Regions from separate parts of the Mus musculus genome. Here region 2 is linked to region 1. Evidence: chromatin loops called from intact Hi-C (ENCODE). Cell type or tissue: heart. All regions are shown on one strand.

The links. A loop is a pair of places that touch in the nucleus more often than their neighbours do. Peaks named below come from ENCODE experiments on the same cell type or tissue, not always from the same donor. Only the 100,000 strongest peaks of a DNase experiment are listed, where the experiment ranks them.
Region 2: a loop joins it to region 1, with 3 times the contacts of the local background. A loop is called at or near these places in 2 of 42 quality-filtered maps.

What each region holds. Positions count from the first base shown.
Region 1 is chr9:109,927,810-109,935,809 of GRCm38, forward strand. Map4 (microtubule-associated protein 4) reads left to right here and starts at 3,965. Exons shown (of 19, transcript NM_001205330.1): 1 at 3,965-4,131. In heart, CTCF peaks have their summits at 4,085 (motif pointing left) and 5,028 (motif pointing left); DNase peaks (open chromatin) are centred at 3,862, 4,632 and 5,252; H3K4me3 peaks cover 3,056 bases; H3K27ac peaks cover 2,600 bases.
Region 2 is chr9:109,871,722-109,879,721 of GRCm38, forward strand. Cdc25a (cell division cycle 25A) reads left to right here and starts at 3,858. Exons shown (of 15, transcript NM_007658.3): 1 at 3,858-4,438; 2 at 5,440-5,513; 3 at 6,547-6,589; 4 at 7,510-7,546. The coding sequence starts at 4,269. In heart, a CTCF peak has its summit at 3,616; a DNase peak (open chromatin) is centred at 3,730; H3K4me3 peaks cover 3,140 bases; H3K27ac peaks cover 2,387 bases.

The sequences.
Region 1 (8,000 bases):
CCTCAATCTCACGAGTAGTTATAATTACAGGTCTGTAATTAGGATTAGCAAGAGGTTTTCTACTTTACAGGCAATCTAGAGCCACCTTAGGGACCTAGCTTCTTTTCAGTCTACCTCCTCACCCTTGTCTGTCGCTTCTGGCTTGTTTTAAAATGCTTCTGGCATTATAACCTTATTTCCATTTCAGACATGTAGAGGAAAGGTAACTGAATTGCCTTTTGTTCTTTTGTTTTGTTTTGGTCTCTTGAGCTGTGTTGTCAAACTTGTCCTTGAACAGTTGGTTCTCCTATCTGCATCTTCCAAGTGCTGGGTTATATTTTTTTTGTTTTTTAAAGATTTATCTTAATTATTTTAGGTATATGAGTACACTGTCGATCTCTTCAGACACACCAGGATAGGGCATCAGATCTCATTACAGATGGTTGTGAGCCACCATGTGGTTGCTGGGAGTTGAACTCAGGATGCCTGTAGAAGAGCAGTCAGTGCTCTCAAACACTGAGCCATCTCTCCAGTCCCTGCTCAAGGTTTCTGATTCACTAAATAACAGCTGTGCAATCTATAACAGATATTTTGCTTTTCTGGGTTGTATTAATGGTCTTTCTATGGTTATCTATTTATAGTTCTGTATCTTTCCCACAAAACCTTTACTTTTTTTGTTTATTTGATATAGGGTCTCATGTATCCCAGGCTGGCCTTGAACTCCTGATCCTCCAACTCCCACTTACCAAATAATGGAATTACAAGCACGGACCACTGGACTCTTATTATTGTTGTTTTGCTTCTTGGAGACAGGGTTTTTCTGTGTAGTCCTGGCTATCCTGGAAATTACTTTGTAGGCTGCCTGTCCCTGCTCCTGCCCCTGTCTCTGCCTTCTGAGTGCTGGTATTAAGGTCCTCTGCCTCTGCCTTCTGAGGGCTGGTATTAAGGTCCTGCACCATCACCACACAGCTTATTATTATTATTATTTTTACAGAGACAGTCTCAGCTGGGCTAACCCCATCATCTGGGAAGCAGAATCAGGTGGATCTCTGAGAGTCTGAGGCCAGCAAGGTTTACAAAGAATTCTAGGACAGTCAAGGCTGTAATATAGAGAAACCCTGTTTCGAAAAAACAAAACACAAAACAAAACTCAAAACAAAAAAGACACAGTCTCATTATATGGCTCAGGCTGTTCTTGACCTTAGGTGGCCTAGTTGACCTTAACTTGGTATCCAATTGCCTCAGCACACAATGCCAGGGCATCCTTTTGCTCTCTTAGGTTTTTTTTTTTTTAATTAATTAAAAAAAATTTTAAAAGATTTATTTATTATATCTAACTACACTGTAGATGTCTTCAGATGCACCAAAGAGGATGTCAGATCTCATTATAGATGGTTGTGAGCCACCATGTGGTTGCTGGGATTTGAACTCAGGACCTCTAGGAGAGCAAGCAGTCAGTGCTCTTACCCGCTACGCCATCTCCCCAGCCCTAAAATTTTTTTGAGATAGGCTCTCACCATCTCTCTGGCTTGCATGGAATAAGCTGTGTAAATCAGGCTGAACTTGAGCTCACAGAGATCTGCCTGCCTCTGCCTCTCAAGTGCTGGGATTAAAGGTGTGTATTGTTACATTAGGTTAGTTACTATGATTTTTTAAAATATGATTTAATATATATGAGCACATTGTAGCTGTCTTCAGACACACGACACACCAGAAGAGGGCATCAATTTCCATGACAGATGGTTTTGAGCCACCATGTTGTGGCTGGGAATTGAACTCAGGACCTCTAGAAAACCAGTCAGTGCTCTTAACCGCTGACCCATTTCTCCAGTTACTATGGCTTTAACAGTAAACTATGTCTACTAAATCGTAAGTAACTATGTATGTACTTTAGGACAGTTACTAATATGGATCTCATGTATATTATCATCATCTCCATTTACTGCTTAAATGAATGAGTATTGTGTGACAAAACTTTCCCTGGGGAAATGCAATACAGAAGTCTACTTATCCCAGAGAGGAAACTCATGACAAACCAAAGCCCAGCTTGGTGAACCAATTAGTTTTATTGGGGCTACCTTCAGTACTATGATGAAATATGAGTGAGGGGTTACTGACAGTAGCAGAAATGACTCAAAGACAGCTGAATCACCAAGGCCCACCCCAATACTGGTAACAACTCACAAATTGGGAAAACTGGGGCACACTGCATAGCCTGCAGGCCACTCAATGGGTTGAGTAAGTAAGGCTGGTCTAAACCTCTTCCAGGCGGCTTGGCTGGTCTCTGCTTCTCTCAGGCAGCTGGTCTGGTCTTAAGAGTCTGCAACTTTTGCTCTTCTGAGAATCTTCTTTACTGCGTAGGTCTTCTTTTCTGAGAGGGACGCTGAACTCTGGCAGGAAGTAGCCTAGTAAAACTAGATGGTTTCAGGGCCTTCCTGCTTAATGGAAAGTTCCAATCTTGGAGGAAACTGTTACACAATATCGATACAGAAAGGTTTAGAAGTCTTCCACAGGTTTACATAATTTGTTTAGCCATGCTGAGACTTCATCGGGAATATGGTATTTTACCTTTGGCATCCTATTAGTAACTTTATTGAGAGTGACTATTATCTAATTTTCATAAACGAGGAAACTGAGGCTTACCTTTCCTAAGGCTACAAAAGCACAGCTGTACTTCCTAACCAAGTTCTCCTGGTAACCCCTATATGCCTGAGTTTACAATCCTAGCACCTGGCTACTGAAGTTAAAGCCCCACTAGCCAAACATTGTCTTGTTGACACTGTGGTGTTACTAAACTTGCCTGTTAACATAATGAGAATGAGGAGTGCTGGAGAGAAAATTAAACTATTAAAGATAAGGCTCATAACTAAAACTACAAAGGGCACTGAGGATATATTAACCATGTAGGGCTCTTGTGATGATTAAGATATGTGGATCATGGAATAAGCATAAAGGAGTTGGGTATCACTATTTCTTCTGGACCAGTACTATGCACAGGCAATATAATGTGACCGTAGTGACACTCTAGAGGAGGGGGGCGGGGAGAGGAGAGTAGGAGGAGGTAATTTTAGCTGTGTATGGCGGCTCAAATTTGTAATCTCAACACTCAGGAGGCTGAGGCTGAGGGATTGCCATCACTCTGAGGGAGGTGGGTGATGCAAAGTGAATTTCAGGCCAGCCTGCGCTATGGTGGGAGGCACTGTGCAAAAAACCCAAAACAGAACAAAGGTGATCTTTAAGTTTTCAAGTAACTACGTTGAAAAAAGAAAAAAACTAAAAGAAACATGAAATTATTTAAGTTACTAAATACACTCCCAATTATATAATCAGTTTTTTCTTGTTTGTTTGTTTGTTTTTCGAGACAGGGTTTCTCTGTAGAGCCCTGGCTGTCCTGGACCTTACTTTGTAGACCAGGCTGGCCTCGAACTCAGAAATCCGCCTGCCTCTGCCTCCCGAGTGCTGGGATTAAAGGCGTGCGCCACCACGCCCGGCCCCATATAATCAGTTTTGCATTCAACAATGTTCCTTCTCAACTTGGTCCAGCCACGTTTCAGGCAGCTACTATGAGCTGCGCCCTCAGCTCCCAGTCAGTTCCTCGCGGTTAGCAGTGAACCCAAGGCCCCGCCCCCGCCCCTCCCAGATTACATCATAGAGCCCACCAGTCAGGGCCGGCGGGGCCCACTCAGGCCCACCCGTACGCAGGCGCGTGCGCCTGACACTAGCATCCTTTCTGCTGGAAAAGGAAGCGGCGGCCCTCTCAGAACGGCGGAGGCGGCCTGAGCCTCGCCATTCGCTGAGGCATCCGCGGGCGGGAGGCCGCAGTCTAGACCCCCGACGCGCGCCGCGCCAACGGTCCGCCACTCGTGCTGCTTCCACGGAGAGGGCGAGGAGTAGGGGCCGGCGTGGATTGGTTCGCGGCGCCTCGGCCCGCCCTTCGGTGGCGCCCATTGGCTGGGGCGGCACCCGCTGACGGCGAGCACGCTCCGCCTTCGTGCCGGCCTTCAAGAGGGCGACGAGGAAGCGGCCACCTCCCTGTGCCCCGCCCCTCCGGCTAGGTCTGTGGCTTCTGCGGCTCCTCCCGGCTGCTCCCGGCTCCTCTCTGCCCTCTCCCGGCTTCCTGCGGCTCCGGCTTGGGCTCGGCGGCGGCGGCGGGTAGGTGCGGCTGTGATTGAGATCGGAGGGTCGGCCTCCTCACTAACCTCCACGACTCCCGCCCAGGTTCTCGCGGTGGCCGCCGGGGACCCCGCAGGTCCCTCCCGAGGCGGGGAAGGGCGGTGGCTGTCCGCCTACGGGACGCCGGGGTGGTTGAGAGAGGGGGCCTGGTGGGGGGCCTGCGGGCGTGACCTTCGGAGTTTCTGAGACGCCTTCTGAGGGGACCGTAGGGGGCGAGGCGGGCGGAGAGATTTTGTATCAGGGCTTCGGAGGTTGTGGAGCCGAGGGGCTTGCCTCAGGCTGGGCATGTGCTGAGCCGGGACACTGAGGGTCGACTGCAGCCTGGGCCCTTGGGTGGGGTTCGGGATGCAGAAGGACGCCGGGGTCGTTTCTCCAGGCTTCAGGAGGGGCGTCCGTGTATGTGGGGACTGAGGCGAGCTCTGCGTGTCCCTTCTGGGGGTTATGGGTGGGGCCGAGGGGTGGTCTGGAGAATCCAACTCGAGCCCTTGTGTGCGTGGGTCCCGCACACTTTGGGGACTGACGCGCATCTAGTGTCTGGCTTCGGGAATGCAAAAGGGGTCACGTTAAGGGTGCGGAGTCCGGAAACAGGGACCAGGGCTAGCAGCGGCTGTCGGAAACGTTACTCGGAGCAGAGATTGTGGTTTATTTTAGCACCCGGGACGAGCTCTTTTGGACTGTTACTGTCGGAACTCAACTTTACTTGAGATTGCCTCCTGGGCGTTTTGGGGAGGGTTTGCTTATCTCTTGGATTGTGTAGATTAAATGCATTTGGTCTTTAGGGGAAGAGGCTGATTTCCCCACAGGTTTGTGTTTTAGGAATCCAGAACTCGCCCCCTCCTGGAGCGGAGTTGTAGCCTGTACTTCTCAGGCAAGATTAGTGTTACCCAGCCTTTTGCTGGAATCCCCCTTTCTCCTTGCCCTCCGCTGGTCCAGTTACAGAATTTCTCCCCAGGGCCTCTGCAGTGTTTCTTGCTCCCTGCGAGTGTCTCCCGCCCGTTTTCCTACTGCTGCGCTTTTGGCAACTGCCTCTGCTCTTTCCCAGGGATGGTTGTGGCATTGCATCAGGGGATATTTGTGCTTGTAATTTGCTCACTCAGCCCAGGAGGAGGGAGAATAGTATGGTGTAGAGTTGGGGGGTGGGGGTGGGAGGGTGACAAACGGGAGGGGGGCGGTTGCCGGCAGCTTGGCTGGGTAGGCAGAGCGATGGGTGTGGTAAGGGAAATACAGCTGCTCTAGGCCTATAGGGTAACACTGCCCAGTCATCAGCGCAGAGATTCAAAGACCAGCAGCAGCAGCTATTTTTATAAATCAATCCTGAATCCAAGCTGAGCACATGGATTTAGGGTGAACAGTTGTCATGCCCTGACTATGACAGGCTGAGTGTTTTGTAGACAACACTGCAGTTGCTAAGCAAGAGGCTGGATCTGTCTGTACTATGATGCAGGTACTTGCAACTTTGTAACTTTTTCTCCACTTTGGGGAATATGTTCATGGCTTTTCAATTGATGGAGTCTGATGGTCCATACCATTTCCTTCAAAGCTGATATTTTTAAGTCAGTCATAATCTCGTTTTACACTTAGCTTAAAGTAATTAAAACTATTGCTTTTTGAGCTAGTACCTACCATCTTTCAGGGGTTTACAAAAAAAAGGATTTATGTAGCTGTACATGTGGTTATGAGCCTTCATGTGGTTATTGGCAAATGAATTTTTTTTTCTTTTTAGGACCTCTGCTCGCTCGGGTTAACACTGCTTGCTCTCTGGTCAGCCCCTCTCACCCAGTCCCTGCTTGCTCTGGCTCAAAGATTTATTTATCATTATACATAGGTACACTGTAACTGACTTCATACCCAGCAGAAGAGGGCATCAGATCTCTTTACGGGTGGTTGCTGGGATTGTGAACTCAGGACCTTTGGAAGAGCAATCAGTGCTCTTAATCTCTGAGGCATCTCGCCAGCCCTTCCAGGGGCTTTTTAAATGAAAGCGAATATACTTGCCAGGCAGTGGTGGCGCACACCTTTAATTCCAGCACTTGGGAGACAGAGGCAGGTGGATTTCTGAATTTGAGGCCAGGCTGGTCTACAGAGTGAGTTTCAGGATAGCTAGGGCTACACAAAGGAACCTTGTCTCGAAAAACCAAAAAAAAAAGAAAAAAAAGGGGGGGGGGATATACTGATGGAAACACACTCAGCAGAGATTTATGAGTCAGGTTTCAGTACTTGTTGAAGTATTGATGCCTTGTACACAATTGGATTTAATTATCCACTGGCCCAAAAACACCTCCATTGTTCTTGGTAGCCTAATCAGTAAACCAGTTGATTATAGTATTACAATGAGGGCAATGAAAATGCAAGGGTGTGTCTCTTATTGTATTTATTTTACTTTTTTTTCTTTTTCTTTTTTTTTTTTTTTTTTTTTTGGTTTTTCAAGACAGGGTTTCTCTGTACAGCCCTGGCTGTCCTGGAACTCACTTTGTAGACCAGGCTGGCCTTGAACTCAGAAATCCGCCTGCCTCTGCCTCCCAAGTGCTGGGATTAATATTTTACTTATTTTTACATTTACTGTGTGTGTGTGTGTGTGTGTGTGTGTGTGTGTATGTGTGTGTATGTGCGTGTATGTGTGCACGTGCGTATGAGTGTGGAGGTCAGAGGACAACTTTGGGAGTCAGTCTCTATTTACCTGGGGTTTGGGTATTGAACTCAAATTCAGACTTGGCAGCAAGTGCTTTTATCTGCTGAGCTGGGCGGAGCTGTCAGGTCTTCTCACTATTATATCTTGCTTTTTTTCTTTTCTTTTTTTGAGTCAGAGACAGGGTCTCTCTCGCTCTGGCTGTCCTTGAACCCACAGAGATGCCCCTGCCTTGCCGCTAGAGACTTGTATTATTTTTTAAAATTTTATTTTATGTTTATTTATTTTATGCATGAGTGTTTTGCCTCTGTATGTGCACCGTGTTTAGTGCCCGTGGAAGTAAGGAGAAGGGGTTGGATCCCTTAAGGCAGGAATGGCTCTGAGCTACTATGTGAGTGTTGGGAACCAATCTGGGCCTTCTGCTAGAGCAACAATTGGTCTTAACCTCTGAGCCATTTCCCGTGCTCCTGTTTTGTAGACTTTTGGAGACAAGGTTTTTTCTGTAGCCCAGGCTGGCCTGGAACTTTACTATGTAGTCTGGCCTGGGCCTTAGCTGAGCTCAGAGCAATCCTCTTCATCCATATTCCTTTATTTTTTTGTTCTTTTGTTTTTGTTTTTTTGAGCCCTGGCTATTCTAGAACTCCATTTGTAGACCAGGCTGGCATTGAATTCAGAGATTCACCTGCTGCCTTAGTTAGATTAAAAAGCATTCACCACCGATGTGTGTCCATGTATACCCCACTCCAAGACAGGGTTTGTCTCTGTAGCCCTCCCTGGCTGTTCTGGAGCTCTGTAGACCAGGTTGGCCGAGAACTCAGAGATCCACTTGCTTCTGTCTCCTGAATGCTAGGATTAAAGGCATGAACCACCACTACCTGGCTGTGCTTAAGCTTTTCAAATGTTAGGATTATAAGCATATGCTTACTGTACCTAGATTGGGGTATGTTCCCAATATTTTCCCTTTTCAGGTTGAAAAACAAATCCATTCATATGTTTAACAGTATGCGTATGGTAAAATCTCAAATATACAAATAAGGTTACATTTTATATTAAAGTATTTTCTATTGTTTGCTGACAACTGAAGGAAGCACCTGGATTTTCTTTTTTCCGCTGAGATTGGGGTCTTGTGTTGCCCAGGCTGGTCTAAAAGCTCCTGGACTAAAGCCATCTTCTTGCTTGGGAATATCACAGTTCTATATCAGCATTCAGCTTTGGTATTATA
Region 2 (8,000 bases), 56 kb before region 1:
GTCTATCTCTCTACTCCTGGGTGTCCTGGAACTCACTGTGTAGACCAAACTGGCTTCCTCCTGCCTCTGTCTTCTGAGTTCTGAGATTAGATAGAGGATTGTACCACCAGGCCCAACCGCTAATGTATTTTTAAAGTACCTTGATTATAATTTTCTTTGTGTTATCAGTGAAAGTGTTGGGTGTTTGGGGTAGCCTGAATCTGTGTTTCTGGGCCATGGTCACTCATCTCTGGCTCCAGAATGAATTCCTATTCCCTTTGAAATACAAGCCATAGTTTTGTATCTACAGAGCAGATGGCCTGTTCCCCAAATACCATCTACAAAACTTATTACTCATAACAACCAATACAACTACCATTTAATTAATATAATTAAATCCTGGGGTCTCGCTGGGCATGGTGATTCATGTTTGTAATGCCAGGATTTGGGAGCTAGAGGCAGGAGAATTGTTGCAAAGTTGAAGCCAGCCTGGGCTATATATAGCAAGATCCAGAGAAGGTAGGGCAAAATAAAAAGCAAAATGAAAAAGTCAGGTCAGTAGTCCCCAAACCTAGCTGTTTCAAATAATCTAGAGAATTTTTTAATTATATAAATCTCAGGTGGGACCCAAACTAACCCAGAGGACCAGAATGTCTAAGGAGAGGGCGGGGACTTCCTTTCCTTCTGAGGCAGGGTCTCTTGGGCTTACTGTATAGCCCAGGGTGACTTCAAATGCATTATTCTCCTAGTTCCCCCTTCTACCTCCCAAGTGCTCAGACTGCAGGTGGACGCCACTCTGCCTAATTCAAAACTGTGAACTTTTAAAACCTGCTTGTGGTGGACCATTCCTTTAGTGCAAGCACTACAGAGGCAGAGGTAGGTGAATTTCTGTGAGTTCTAGGCCAGCCTGCTTTACATAACTTCTAAAGGAGCCAGAACTCCATATCAAGACCCTTTGAAAAACAAAAACAAAACAAACCAACCCTTTTCTTTGAGCTGGATTGGGAAGGCAGCTCAGTGGAATGTAGAGTTTAGCATGTGACCTCCGATCAAATTAGCATGAAACAAAAACAATCTGTCTTTCCAAACTGTTAGCCACTTATCTGCTGAAATCAAACCATCTCTAATATATATGATGTGTGGGGAAAAAAAGCAAGACAGCTAGGTTGAGATAGTGTCTATATTATTTTTGTGTGACCCCAGTCTACATTGGAGATGGTGGCACATTCCTATAGTCCCTGCTCTTGGGAACAGGCATCCATAAAACCAGAGTTCAAAACTATTTTAGGCCATGAGGCCAGGGACTGGGATACAAGAAACTCTGTCTGAAAAGACTGTCCACCACAGCAGAGATGGCTCAGGGGTTAAGGGCAGGTACTGTTTCTACAGAGGACCCAAGTTCAACACCTAGCACAAATATCAGGTCGCTGTGAACTACCTGTAATGGGAGCTCTGAGGGATGGGACATGCATCTGGCTTTATCAGGCACTTGCACATACACAGACACACATATACATACATAAATAATAATAAAAACTCTTAAAAATAAACTCACCCTCAGTACCACTAACAAGCAACAAATATGAAGAACACTGAAATAGCAGCTCTGCTTACTCAGGGCCAGAAAGTTTGTGGCCTTGTACAAGCTCCCTTGCAACTTCGTTTACAAGAGAAAACCTTTAAGAGAAATAAGCAAGCCAACTCATATCGTGTTACTTCAATTTTGTTTGATCTTTACACATTGATGGGGCAGTGGTTGTGCGCACTTTTAATCCTAGTACTAAGGAAGCAGAGGCAGGGGGATTTCTGAGTTCGAGGCCAGCCTGGTCTACAGAGTGAGTTCCAGGACAGCCAGGGCGATACAGAGAAACCCTGTCTCGAAAAATAAAGATCAGGTTTGGCTCACAGGCATCTTCACCTGTTGAGACATCTTATCAGCTCCAAGACTTTTTTTTTAATGTTGTTGTTGCTTAGGTTTGTTGTTGTTGTTGTTTTCTTTTCTTTTCTTTTCTTTTTTTTGTTTTTTTGTTTTTTTGTTTTTTTTTTTTGTTTTTTGGTTTTTCGAGACAGGGTTTCTCTGTATAGCCCTGGCTGTCCTGGAACTCACTTTGTAGACCAGGCTGGCCTCGAACTCAGAAATCCGCCTGCCTCTGCCTCTCGAGTGCTGGGACTAAAGGAGTGCGCCACCACGCCCCGCTTTACATTTTTTTTTTTTTTTTTTTTTTGGTGTTGCTTGTTTTTTGAGAAGGGCCTTAAGTAGCCCCACCTGGCCTAGAACTCCCTGTGCAGCTGAAGGTGACTTTAAATTTCTGCTTCCAACTCCCACATTCTGTAGTTGCAGGTATTTCTCACCTTCCCCAGCTCAAATTACATCCTTTGAGCAATGTAACTGGGGAAGCTCAATGGGGGTAGGGTGGGATGTAGCTTACTTAGAAGTGTTTACCTAACAAGCACAAAACTAAGTTCAGTGGTGAACTGGGAGATCAAATTCAAGGCCATCCTTGACTATAGAGAGTCCAAAGCCAGCCTGACTGCACGGGACCCTGTCTCAAAAGAAAAATATATGGAATCACAAATATGGCCATAGTGAAGATACTTAAGAAGCCCATAACCATGTCTTGTGATATAATGGTTATTCATCTAAATAGTGAATAAAGTAACTACCTTCCCTTCACTCTGGTCCCTCCTGGAATTATTTTTGTGATGTAAGACTTGTAAAGATTAAGTACACTAGTAGAGTTATCACACATGAAACACTGTCATGTACATAAACACTAAATGTTGCCTAGTACTTTTACAGTGATTTGAATGGCTCCCATGGGCTCATATGATTGAATGCTTGATCCCCAACTGTTTGGGAGGGATTTTAGAGAAGGTGTGGCCTTGTTGGAACAGGTGTGTAGATGGGAGTGGGTTTTGAGTTCTTAAAAACCCACACCAGGCAAAGTCTCTCTCTCTCTCTCTCTCTCTCTCTCTCTCTCTCTCTCTCTCTCTCTCTCTCTCTTCCTCCCTCCCTCCCTCCCTCCCTCCCTCCCTCTCCCTCTTCCTTTCTCCATCCCACCTCCCCCCACCCCCTTCTCTCTGCTTGCTATCTGTGGATCATAGCTCTCAACTACTCCTGTTTCAGCCCGGGCTATTAAAAAAAAAAGTCCCTATTTCAAAAATTAATTAAATTAATTAATCAGAGTCTGGAGCAGGAATGGTGGCACATGCCTTTAATTTCAGCATTCGAGAGGCAGAGACAGAGGCAGATCGATCTGAATTCGAGGCCAGACTGGTCTACAGAGCGGGTTCGAGGACAGCTAGGGCTACACAGAGAAACCCAGTCTCGAAAAAGAAAAAAAGAAAGACAAAATCAGAGCCTGAAGTCCTGTGAAGGAAAAGAGGGATCCAGGATCCATGGTACTGTACCACACAGTTAGAGAAGAGCCAACGCCTGGTCCAGATGGCCTTCCCTAGTCTCTCTGTCTCCTAAAAAAAAAAAAAAAAAAAAAAAAAAAAAAAAAAAAAGTGCACAGCACTATGCTCAGTAGCTCAGACAGGTGTGTAGCACACGCTGTAGGAACTACACTACCCAGCATGCAACTGAAAAAGAGCGGGGCCTTTCGGTAGGGACTAGCGCCCCCACAGAAAGTTTCATTGACTCCTTTCTCATTTCAGCCACCTCCCAACTCTTCAGGCTTCGCCCCCACCGAGAGAGGGCGTGACCTCGAGGAGGCCCACGAGACGCTTCCTCCTTTCCTTCTCATTGGTCCGGCTCAGCTGTCATTCGGGAGCGAGGAGAAGTTTGCTTCCTGATTGGTGAATTCCGTTTGGCGCCAACTAGGAAAGGGGCGGGGCGGCGGCTATCCTGAGTGTGCAGCAATTAACGCTAAGGCCACTTTGGTGGTGAGGGAAGTGAAGGTTCCTTCTCTGCGAGCCGGCTACGGAGCAAGGAGGGAGAAAAAAAGTGAGGCGAGTTAGTCGGAGCGGTGGTCTCAAGACTCTTCCTCCACGGAGTTTGTTTGGATTTAATCTTGAGGTTGCAGGCGCCCGCCCGCCTGCGGGCCTCGCGGGACAGAGAGGGAAGCACCGGTGCTTGTGCCTGGCGCCTGCCGAGTCCCCTACGCTCGCCGGTCCGCGCCGCTGCCCGTGGCGGCCGCGTCTCTGAACCGCGGGGTCGTGTTTGTGTTTGACCCGCGGGCGCTGGTGGCGTGGCACGCGGCTGAAGCCGGTGCCAGCGGGGCGGGGCCCGGCGCAGCGGAGGCGGAGGAAGACGGAGCGGGAGTCCGGGCAGGCCCGGCGGCGCCATGGAACTGGGCCCGGAGCCCCCCCACCGCCGCCGCCTGTTCTTCGCTTGCAGCCCCACGCCTGCGCCGCAGCCCACGGGGAAGATGCTGTTTGGCGCGTCAGCTGCTGGCGGACTGTCCCCTGTCACCAACCTGACGGTCACCATGGACCAGCTGGAAGGACTGGGCAGGTGAGAGACCAGCGAGCGATGCCCCAGGCCGCTGGCCTCTGGTCGGCCCTCGGGATGATCCAGCAGGAAACAGAGTCTGTCCACTTGGTTCTGATGCTCCGACCCGGAATGGCCTGGCTAGGGCCCGCCATGTGCACCCTCCCTCCCGGGCGGAATGTTGGGCGGGAGAGGCCGTTCGGATAGTCCAGGGCTATCCTCAGCCAAGAGCCAGACCGCGGAGATCGAGGAAGCCTGCTGGGCATCCTGTCTTGTTCACCCCTTTCAGATTTCTCTCTACGCTGTCTCTATTCCAGAAAAGTCTTTGGAATCTACCCTTATGGGGGTTGGGAGGGAGGGTGAGAATGGGTCCTCCTAGGCCCTCTTTGCTGAACCACCCGCGCCGGATCTTAGTTTCCTGTAAGCTTTGTTCCTTCTCAACAAAGGGACGTGGCATTTTCTTTTCTTGCATTTGTGTAAAATCTATGCAGCCACCTGGCCGGCACGTTTCTTGTATCTACCCATCTACTACCTTTTTTAAGCTATCACTTTTTACCTAACTTTTCCATATTGGAAATCTTCGAGGACTTTGTAGTCCTACACCACTATCACTAACAAAAATGCTTAACACTATTTTTAGTGAAGTTGCTTTTCCTTCGATGTTGGGTATTTCGCCTCCTAAACTTGTCTTACAACTTTTGCAAACCCTGAAAAGCTGGGACTCCTGGCCTAGTCACCTTTGCCCTTACTCCTGGCTCACTCAGAACCTCAGACTGAGGCTCTCCTTTAAGGAAACCCAGCCCTTGCCACAGGCCTGTCTGACAATGTGGCCCAAGGCCAAACCACTCACTCCTTTCTTTGTTTAAATGCCAACTGGGGTATTCTGGGTGGCCAAGTGGGGTGTCCTTGGCTTGGTCTCTCAAAGATGGTTTGTGGCAGCCTGGCTACTTCGTGGCCTGTATGTCACCTTTTTTTTAATCATGTGCTAGAAATTGCTCATGTGGAGGTGCCTCTCTTGGTTTCAGTGACTGTGAGAAAATGGAAGTGAGAAATAACAGCAGTCTACAGAGAATGGGCTCCTCAGAATCGACCGATTCAGGTATTGCCATTACTGTTCATGTGTGTCTATGTATGTGCTCGTGTGTGTTTAGATCAGAAGGCATCAGAGCCGCTGGAGCTGGAGTTACAGGCCATTGTGAGCTGCCTGATATGGCTGCTGGGAACTGAATTTGTCCCCTCTACAGGAGCACCAAGTGCTACTAACCACTAAGCCACTTATTTTTAAGAATTTAATTAAATCAATTTATTTATTTTGAGACAGGGTCTCACCATGTAGATCACATTGGCCTCTTGCCTCTTGAGTGCTGTGGTTAAAGGCATGGGCCACCATCCATCCCCCTGACCACTCCAGGTGTCCGTTCAGCCTTCACATTCATCTGGAGTCAGCCATTCGGGAAGCATCTTGCCTAGGAATTTAATTGGCAACAGTACACATAGAAATTGTGGTGTGGTGTGGTGTGGTGTGAAGTGACAAACACCCTTTAGTAGAGTACAGAGGAAGCTCCTGAGACAGTTTATGAAGAGAAGAAGCGCCAAATCTTTATTCCAGTTCTTTTTTCTTTTTTTTTTTTTTAATGTGTGCTTTTATATATGTGGATGTTGGCTCACATGCCTCTCGTGTGTGCATGTGGTGTGTACTTTCCTCAAAGGCCAGGAGAGGGTGTCGGATCCCTTGGAACTGAGTTACTGGCGTTAGCATGTGGTGGCTGGGAATTGAACTCAGGTCCTCTACAAGAGCAATTGTGCTCTTCTGAAACATCTCTCTAACGCTACTTTTTGAAGACACAGTGTCACTATATACACCAGATTGGCCCCTTGGAACTGAACTTACCTGGTTGTATTTTTCATACCCCTAAATGAGTACATTTGAAAAAATAACTCCACAAAAACTTAGAGGGGTCAGTACTATCTGGGGAAAAAAAAATCAGTCAATCTTGATATTAGTTGGCCTCTTCAATCTTGTTTCCCTTGATGGTATTTGCAAATAGAGGATCCATGGGTGCACTTAGGAAATGTTGCTTAACACCAGAATGTGTATTACTTCCTAAGAATTTTGTTTTTATTTCTCAAAGGTTTCTGTCTAGATTCTCCTGGGCCCTTGGACAGTAAAGAAAAGTATGTATTCGTTACTTTAAAATTTTCTACTTAGAAGGAAAGTTTTCCTTAAGTAAGCCCAGTGGCACAGGCCTGCGGTCTCAGCTACTCGGGAAGTTAAGGCGAAAGGATCAGACACTCAAGGCCTGTCTGGGCAATGTAGTAAGATCCTGTCTCAAAGTGCAAAGAGCACCCGACTGCTCTTCCAAAGGTCCCGAGTTCAAATCCCAGCAACCACATGGTGGCTCACAACCATCCCTAATGAGATCTGACTCCCTCTTCTGGTGTCTGAAGACAGCTGCAGTGTACTTACATATAATTAATTAATAAATAAATAAATAAATAAATAAATAAAGTGCAAACTCGGTGATAGAGTGCTCGTGTGGTATGTGAGGCCCCAGGCAGGGTGAATCCCTAGAACCTCCCAAAAGGAAGAAACTTGTTGGTTAGCTTTTGATATGGAATCTCATTTTGAAGCCCTGGCTTGCCTGCCTGCCTCATGGGTGCTGGGTTAAAGGTATGCGCTGTTGCTCCTGGTCAAAACTTAATTTTTGAATAACGTTCTTCATACAGTGGACTAGAGCTCTGTAGTTAGCTGTGCCTGCTGAGTTGCTCGGATGCTAGAAACACTACTGGGAATGAGTGCTGCTTCATACCAGCAGTTTGCAGGACTTCCCCCCCTTTAGGTTAGCTGTAATTTCCCCTGCTCTCCTTTTTGACGTTAGGCCTTAAATGAACGGATGTATGTATTGTAGGAGACATCTTGGGGTTTGGGTTGGGTTGGTTTTTTCGATCTGGGGCGCTCCTGAGATCAGAGAACACTATTCTTGTATATGCTACAATGAGAACCATGCCATGCCCCTACTCTAGGTTGAGCAATGTGAATCTGCTCATATGAATATCTCTTTATTCTTATGTTTACCTTTTTGATCTCATTACAGCCTTGAAATTTCCCTGACGAGAATAAATTCCCTACCTGTAAGTTCTGTTGTTTTGAGCTAATACCTGTAAATTGCTCCATCAAACACCTTTCCCTACGATGAGAAAGTGGGCATTGCTTTTCTACATCCCTGTAAACACATAGGCAGTAAGGTATTACCTAGAGGAACTTCAACAGTAACAGCCTCTTGTGGACTTTGTACTCACCTCAGTTTTATCAAACCAGGAAATGTTCTTTTTATGCAAATGTTACTAGGGGGTTGGTATGGCACTATATCATACCTGCCAAGAGGTCAATGCACCTTGTCTGATTAGGTGGAAGGCCATTCTGAGTTAGAGCAGGTTGAACCCCTGGGCACTTATGTGGTGGTAAGCTAGTTTTTCCAAACCCCACTTCATTTCTTTAAGAATTAAAGTTTTGGCTGGGTATAATAGGTCAAACATGTAATCTTAGCATTTGGGAGGCTGAGGCAGGAAGGTCATCTCAAGTTCA